Regions from separate parts of the Homo sapiens genome. Here region 2 is linked to region 1. The links are chromatin loops, found by intact Hi-C in ENCODE. Cell type or tissue: PC-3. All regions are shown on one strand. Each heading gives the region's core, and the rest is flanking DNA. Links, peaks and the distances in the headings are about the cores only. Region 1 overlaps MAP4K5 (mitogen-activated protein kinase kinase kinase kinase 5). Region 2 overlaps SAV1 (salvador family WW domain containing protein 1).

Evidence for each region. Hi-C counts contacts between places; a loop is a spot of excess contacts. Peaks named below come from ENCODE experiments on the same cell type or tissue, not always from the same donor. Only the 100,000 strongest peaks of a DNase experiment are listed, where the experiment ranks them.
Region 2: it touches region 1 in a loop (2.1-fold over the local background); 1 of 110 quality-filtered maps calls a loop at or near these places.

The regions. Positions count from the first base shown.
Region 1 is chr14:50,445,448-50,449,855 of GRCh38, forward strand. MAP4K5 (mitogen-activated protein kinase kinase kinase kinase 5) reads right to left here. Exons shown (of 33, transcript NM_006575.6): 15 at 3,327-3,385; 16 at 1,967-2,034; 17 at 632-674. Among named protein-coding and RNA genes, the nearest start is that of CDKL1, 51 kb to the left of the region's middle. In PC-3, for the core only: no CTCF peak of the experiment used is centred there; a DNase peak (open chromatin) is centred at 2,234; H3K27ac peaks cover 1,502 bases.
Region 2 is chr14:50,649,123-50,653,530 of GRCh38, forward strand. The region is part of intron 2 of SAV1 (salvador family WW domain containing protein 1); the gene reads right to left. Among named protein-coding and RNA genes, the nearest start is that of SAV1, 17 kb to the right of the region's middle. In PC-3, for the core only: no CTCF peak of the experiment used is centred there; a DNase peak (open chromatin) is centred at 1,999; H3K4me3 peaks cover 355 bases; H3K27ac peaks cover 1,671 bases.

The sequences.
Region 1 (4,408 bases), core at 82-4,081:
AAGAAAAATGACTCCACTAATATGTCAAATTGTAGTCATAAGAATGATAAATGATGAACTGTTTCCCCTCCATGTAGTCAAATATTTTCTTCAATAAGCAATAACCTGTTTTTGCCTTTTTCTTTCTTTCTTTTTTTACTGAGATGGAGTCTCGCTCTGTCACCCAGGCTGGAGTGCAGTGGCACGATCTCAGCTCACTGCAACCTCCACCTCCTGGGTTCAAGCGATTCTCATGCCTCAGCTTCCCAAGTAGCTGGGATTACAAGCATACGCCACCATGCCCAGCTAATTTTTGTATTTTTAGTAGAGAGGGTTTCACCACTTGGCCAGGCTGGTCTCAAACTCCTGATCTGAAGTGATCCACTTGCCTTTGTCTCCCGAAGTGCTGGGATTATATGCGTGAGCCACCAACCACGCCTGGCCGCCTTTTTCTAATAGCTATTAAAAATATTGTATTCCTCATGAAATCTTCTTTACTATATATTTTACACCATCATACACTTCTTTTGAAGAAAACTCTATTCATCTAAAATACATTTAAGAAAATTTTGAAAAAACTCAAAATTATTTTAAAAATTTAACTATATTATTTAAATAAGGATTTAGTGTTCAAAATCATTAAGTAGCTCACCTTAGGAGGTAGGGGAGGTGGTATTGCACGTTTTGAGGTTGATCTAATACAAAGAAGAAATGCAATTTAGATGATGATAAATGACCGTAACCGAAAACACAGATACTATTAAATATGTATTAAAATCAGTTTCTATACAGAGGATGTAAAAGACAGATCACGATGCAGAGTATAAAATCTTTAGGAAGACCTAAGACCTCACTCATATTGTCAAATTGTATGTCTATAAAATAAAGATTTTAAAAAGTGGACACAAAGTCTTATTTTACTTTTATGGTTATGCTTTGCTATATTTCTTATGTAATAAAAACTAAGTTAACTTCTTGGTTAAAAAACTGATTCAGAATTTTAGAGTTGGGACCCATAGATTCAAGTGGGTATATCATCAAACCTTTTGTTACTCAAAGTAGATCCTCAAACCAGCAGAATTGGCATCATCTGGGAACTTTTCTAAATGCACAGAATCTTCCTTTTAATAAGCTCTCCAGGTCAATAAGTTTGAGAAGCACTTATCTAGTCCACTGGTCCCACACACTTATCCACAGTCATTGCAATCAATTAGGCGGCTTTCAGGATTCTTAGATCCAGTCCCAAAGACTGTATTCTATACCAGAGGTTGGCAAACTTTTTCTATGAAGGGCCAGAGAGTAAATACTGCAGGTTTTGCAAGGCATACAGTGGTTGTAACTATGGAACTCTGCTGTTATAGTGTGAAAGCAGCCATGTACGATACATAAACTAATAAGCATAGTTATATTCTAACAAACTTATTTATGACACTGAAATTTGAATTTCATGTAATTTTCATGTGTAATAAAATATAATTATTCTTTTGATTTCTTTTCAACCATTAAAAATGTATTTACTATTCTTAGTTTGTGGGCTGCCATAGTTTGTTAACTCCAAATGTATAGGCCTAATGTGGGAACCTAGGAATCTGCATTTCTAAAGAGCTCTGTAGGCAATTGCAGTACACAGACAGGTTAGGAACAACTCATGAAGGCCAGCCCCCTCACTTAATTGTAGAGGTAACTATATTGGAGAGATGAACTGGGGCTTTTTAACTCTGTTACAGTATTTTTTCCCATGACATCATGTGACTCACCTTTCAGTATATTATCATTACATAGCATATTCTGATTAAAAACAAAAACAAATAAAAAACCTTAATGATCAATACATGATGCTTTTTGGTAAAACTCAAAAGCTTTACCTTCATTAATGGCATAACTTTTTCAAGAATGCAAATTAAAGCTTATTAGAATAAATCACATGCCCCATACTGTTCTTATGTAATCAAATAAAATATAGTTATTAAATTAGAAAACAACTTACTTGCCAGTATTTGCACCATCAACAAAAGGATTCCACTGTAACATGAAATTTGGGTCTGATGACAATCCCTGTAAAGATAAAAATATAGTTTAAAATGTTACTTTGTAACAGGTATTAACCATTTTATTTGATTCAAGAAAACATTCCAGTGTCATGATTATTAATCATCTTGGCATTCAATCAATTTTTTAATCTCTAGCTAGATTTGCTTTGTCATTTGACATATTTAGGTCAATGACTCATTATCAGTCGACCTGAACTTAAGAAATTCCATAAACATACTAAAGGTAGCTTCAAATGTGACAAACCTTCTTTATCAGTATGTGAGCATATTCCAAAGCAAACAATAAAAGAAAACAACTGAATTATCTACATCATCACTCCATTAGCATGGAAAACTAAATATCATATTACTAAACTGTCATGAATTTACTGGTGCTACTACTTTTCCCTCTTAGCATGGAAACTGGGGTTTTATCATACAGCAACATATTTACAGTAAGAAGAGCACTACTTCCAAACATTAAGGATGAACTCAATAGGCTAGGTTAGGCTAACTCTAATAATATCTTGCTTCATTACTTTTTTCTTTTTATTTATTTATTTATTTTTGAAATGGAGTCTCACACTCTGTCGCCCAGGCTGGATGGAGTGCAGTAGCTTGATCTTGGCTCACTGCAACCTCCACCTCCTGGGTTCAAGCAATTCTCCCTGCCTCAGCCTCCTGAGGAGCTGGGTTTATAGGCACATGCCACCACGCCTGGCTGATTTTTGTATTTTTAGTAAAGACAGGGTTCTGCCATGTTGGCCAGGCTGGTCTGGAACTCCTGACCTCAGGTGATCTGTCTGCCTCAGCCTCCCATAGTACTGAGATTACAGGAGTTGGCCACTGGGCCCGGCCACTTTTTTCATTTTAGATAAGGAAAGAGGTAACTAGATAGTAAATTCAAAATAGCAGCAATGGTTAAAAAAGAAACTATATTAACAAATAAAATATATTTAAAAAATAGTAAGGCAATACAGAATGTAGAATTTACTATAAAACAAACAGAATCAGTTAAAAAAAAAAAGGTCCTAAGAGCTTAAAGCTGAGAATCAAATTCTGCGTATTTAATAACATCATGTAAAACCTTCAAAAGACTAAGGAGGTTAAAATGAATGATTGAAATAGTGTATTACATCGTACTCTAGTAAAAATAAAACTAACTATAAACTTTTAAAAACTTTAATACGGGAAAAATTGTCAAAATTAATGCTTAAAAGAGTATATTACTTTGTTTTCTAATCAAAGTACAACTAACAAAAAAAAAGTTTTCTCAAATCTTAATGTGAAAATAATGCTTTAAAAATGAATTCTTACCATTTCATCTCGTGCTTCTGTTTCTTTTCTCAGAGGAGGTTCAAATTGTAATTTGTCAACTGCAAAATATATAACAGGTATGTACAAACTCAGCATCTCAAAGGGTTGATCTCAGAAATGTAATGACAAGTTTGTATATGGGGTGGGGGAGGGAGAAAGAAGAGGGGAAAGAAGACAAAAAATATGTTATTTTTTGACTACAAGAGTACCCCTTTGTTATGCTTACCAAAAGTAAATAACAAAGTGGGATCTTCCTAACATCTCTACTTAATTCTTGTTTGGAATCAGGAAATTAAACAGTTCTTTTTGTATAAAAGAGATTTTTAAAAATTCATCAAAAATAAATGACTAAGTAAAAACTTTAAGAATTTTCTCTATGCTGTAGACTCTGTTTTGAGACGGTTTAAGCTACAGCTTCATGGCAGAGATGAACTAAGAAAAACTACCTAAAAATTATCTAAAAAGAACAAATGACTTCTGTTCAATTAAATGTCACAATGGCATTCAGGAATCTGATATATTTTGCTAAATATGTATTTTATTTGGCCTAGTCATACTGACTTCAGAGTTATTCAAAATATTCAAAGAGTAACTTCTTTTCTATAAAATATTCTAAAACATAGAAAAGGAGGGTTTATTACTTCCTCATAAAGTATTTAAAATTTAAAAATTCTAAAATCTAATGTGATTAAAAGCCCCCCAAATTTTTTTAAACACTCATACTTGCATCATAGAGATGCAAAATTCCTAAATACAATCTTAGGAAACAAAATATTTTTAAAAAGCGCTTTCAAATAGGATCCAGTTGTCCTTATTCCTAAAAACAAGATTTGTAAAAAGCAAACACAAAGTACTGACATAATTCATCACATTAAACAAAAACAGTATGTCATAAATTTTTCAATAAAAGTTTAGAAGACATTCCATAAAATACAGTATCTACTTTAAAAAATAATCTAAAATAAAAAGTCCTGGGACATTAATGACTTAACGTAATTAAAAAACATCTGAATTCAAGAACTACTACTATTCATAAAGAACCTCTTTAGTCTTTTGAAACAGAGATGAGCTAAAGTTTGTTT
Region 2 (4,408 bases), core at 234-4,233, 200 kb after region 1:
GAAGATTCTTCCTTCAGATATTCTCTTGGCTCACTCTCACCCTCTTCAAGCCTCTTCTCAAATGTTTCAATGAAGCTTATTCTTACTATGGCAGTCTACATCTGCTGAGCTTCTACTTACCGTTTTACTTTTTTAAAAAGCACTTTAACCTTTTAACTTATGTAATTTTAGTTTGTTTATTTACCTACAAGAATCCCACAAAGAAGATTCTTAGGACAGGAATCTTTGTTTTGTTCACAGATACATCTCCAGTCTCTAGAACAGTGTCTACAGAATAAAGCACATAGTAAGTGTTAAATAAATAAGCTGCAGTAATAAAGACAGTGTAGTATTAGTGGAGGAGATACACACATCAATGAGACAGAAACTGCATAAATATTTTCCTTGATTTTTGGACTTATTTTGCCTCTTTCACTCCCATATTTTACTAGTTCTGAAACGAAGGTGTTTTTTATAATCAAGAGAGTAAATCTGTTAGCCACTAGGCAGCAAATACAGATGTATTATCATTGCTGGTGCATGTTCTAACACAGTCCTAGGAAGACAGTATGTGGTTCATACTATTATTAATCCTCATTATTTGTAACAGTTGCACCCCAGACAAAATTTTAACATAAATTTGAATCCCTGTGCCTGAAAGGTACAAGGATACAGCATTTAAATGAAAAGTTAGTGTGTTAACAGAAGACTGCCAGTCAACCCAAGGCCCTAACTGCCAAATTTAGAATATCTCAGAATGGTCAAAATAAGAAAGACTGGGTGACCATTGAGGTGTGAAGGAGTACCATGCCAGAGCAAAACATCTACTAGTCAAAAGTTCCCAGCTGACTTTGAAGAGCTTTTAAAATTACAGTTGGCTGGAAACTAAGGCAAAATGAAAACATCAAGTTTACCTTTAAAGAAAGGCAAATGAAACAGACCCCAGTGACAAAAGGTAATTTAGAAGAAACTTTAAAATTAAGGTAAATGCTTCAATTCAAACTCAGATTCTAAAGAAGGATATGTAAGTGTATGGATAAATACGGGTTATTGGCATGTGGTTTAAGAAACTGTTTTTATTTAAATACAACATACAATGCATATGCATAAGGCTAGTCACTGCAGCAACATCTATAGTTGCAAAAGGCTAGAAATCAACCAAATGTCCAATAATAGCAAACTGGATGATTACACTATTACACGCACAGAACAGAGTACTATATTATATAGCTGTAAACATGAATGAAGATGATTTCTATTTATTGCCCTGGAATAATATTCGGGATGTATTATGTGAAAAAAGAGTCTGGACAGTACACCACCATATATACATATATGTAGTAGCCAGCCAGTAAGGTGAACCTGGGCCCCAATTATCCCTGTCCTCCTGGGATTCACACCCTTGTCTGTGTGACCAATAGTTTATGGCAGAAAGGATGGTGTGTGACTTCTGAGATTAGGATATAAAAGACCGTGCAGCTTCTGCCTTGGTCAAGTGTACTTGCTCTCTCATCACTCACCCTGGGGGAAACCAGATACCATATCATGAGAAGCCCATGAGTGAGGAATTGAGGCCTTCAGCCAGAACTGAAGCCTCCTGTTAACAGCCTTGTGAGTGAACTTAGAAGCGGATCTTTTGGCCGGGCGCAGTGGCTCACACCTGTAATCCCAGCACTTTGGGAGGCCAAGGTGGATGGACCACCTGATGTCAGAAGTTTGAGACCAGCCGGGCCAAGACGACAAAACCCTATCTCTACTAAAATTACAAATAATTAGCTGGGCGTGGCGGCACATGCCTGTAGTCCCAGCTACTCAGGAGGCTGAGGCAGGAGAACACTTGAACCTGGGAGATGGAGGATGCAGTGAGCCGAGAGCGCGCCACTGCACTCAAGCCTGAGCAACAGAGAGAGACTCTGTCTCCAAAAAAAAAAAAAGAAAGAAAGAAATGGATCTTTCAGCCAGAGCGAAGCTTCGGATAACTGCAGCCCCAGCTGACGTGTGTGAACTCCAACTTCATGAGAGATCCTGAGTCAGAATGACCTGGCTAAGCCGCTTCCAAAATCCTGAACCACAGAAACTGAGATAATAAATGTTTATTGTTTTATGCCAATGAGTTTGGAAGTAATGTGTTTTACAGCTACAGAAACCTAACACAATACATATGAAAGAGAATAATATGAATACATATTTTACATATATATGTAATTTGTATCTATTTTCATAAAGTGTTGCAATGAAATATGTAACAAAAATTAATAAAATTGGGTATTTACAGGGGGAGGAAGGAAATGGGGTGGAAGAGGACAGGGGTAGAATTAATTTTCTAAATGCATTCTGTTTTATCATTTTGATTTTGCAACCTTTTAAATATCCTATGTAACTTACAACAAAATTAAATCAAAATTTAGAAAAAGCAATCCCTAAAAAGTGAAAACAAAATGAAGTAAACAAATCTAAGAGTACATGAAGCAGCTAAAGCATACTTCAGAAAAATTAATTCAAAGTGAATTTTATGTATTACTTATTTATTGTTATTTATTTTTGAGACAGGGTCTCACTCTGTCACCCAGGCTGGAGTGCAGTGGCACAATTACGGCTCACTGCAGTCTCAACCTCCTGGGCTCAAGCAATCCTCCCACCTCAGCCTCCCAAGTAGGTGTGACTATGGGCATGCACCACCAAGCCTGGCTAATTTCTTTTATTATTTTTTGTAAAGACAGGGTCTCACTATGTTGCCCAGGCTGGTCTCAAAACCCTTAGACTCAAGCATTCCTCCCATCACAGCCTCCCAGTGTGCTAGGATTACAGGCATGCGCCCCTGTGCCCGGCCCAAAGAGAATAAATTGTACTTCCTCATCGGGAAATATCCTAAATTTAAAAAATAAACTACAAAGAAATCTTCTGTTTTATTCAGTAATCATATTGTCGATGATACTATTTTTAAAGCTAGTTATGCTACAGATAAAGCAAATGAATAGTTACATAATTGTCAACAGGAACCAAGATTTTCAGTATGAGAAAAAAATAAAAACCTAAGGCAAAAAGAAGGTAGTTCAATGTGAATGTACTTACTGCCAACAAACTGTACACTTAAAAATGGTTAAGATGGTAAATGTTGTTATGTGTATTTTATCACAATTAAACATTTTTTTAAAAAGCTAAAAGTAAAAACTTGGAAATCTTAAACTGCCAACAGTATGAACTCATAATGAATTTCTATTTCCAGAAAGCAACAAAACATATTTCCCAGATATGTCCATTGAAAAGGTCTACAAGCATTAATCCACCAAATAGCAATGAGTACAAGAGTGCAATCCCTGAATACTATTTCCCCATCGAAAGGAACCAGGGATCCTTAGAATGGTTGAGTACAGGACTGAGGCAGAAAATGCACAATATGAGCCTGGAACATCTAGTCACATTAGAAAGCAAAGAGAAATAAAAAGGAACCAACATTGAAAGGGCTCCTGCCACCAAAGCAGCAGCAATTTAAACATCAAAAGGAATTACCACACCAATAATTAAAACTAAGTATAAAAATCTTAAAATCAACCAGCTCATCTTGGAGAAACGGCTTCTGGGTCAGGGAAAATACATGATAATATGGAACATGAGAAAAACATCAGACTTTTGAAATTGAAAAAAAAGGCTGGGCACAGTGGCTCACGCCTATAATCCCAACACTTTGGGAGGCCAAGGCGGGTGCATCACCTGAGGTCAAGAGTTCAAGACCTGCCTGGCCAACATGGCGAAACTCCATCTCTACTGAATATACAAAAATTAGCCAGGCGTGGTGGCACGTGGCAGTGATCCCAGCTATTCAGGAGGCTGAGGCAGGAGAACTGCTTGAACCCGGGAGGTGGAGGTTGCAATGAGCCAAGATTGTGCCACTGCACTCCAGCCTGGGTGACAGAGGGAGACGTCTAAAAAAAAAGAAATTGAAAAAAAAATGAATTGAAATTGAGGTACAATCTACAAAACATTCTGTACTCCTCAAAACTGTCAAGGTCATAAAAAACAAAAGACTGAGAAACTAGCATAGATTAAATAAGACTAAAGACATACAACAATGAAATGCAATGCAGTACACTCTGGAATGAATCCTAGAACAGAAAATAAACATTAATAAAAAAATGATAAAATCCAAATAAAGCTTGGCGTTAAAAATCCATGAGTTCATGGTTACTTTTGTAGGTGGCTAGGGTATCAATTCATCATTCTGAAATAGCAAACAAAGGAAAAGATCTAGCATTCAACCCTTCTTTCCTATATGAACAGCAACCAAATAATTGATAAAGTCCTTAATTATAATATTCCAACTAATAAAGAAGAAATGACAGAATTCAAGTATCAAAATTTGCAACACTTAGACATACTTTGGAGATATTTCAGGTTTGGTTCCAGATTACTGCAATAAAGTGAATATTGC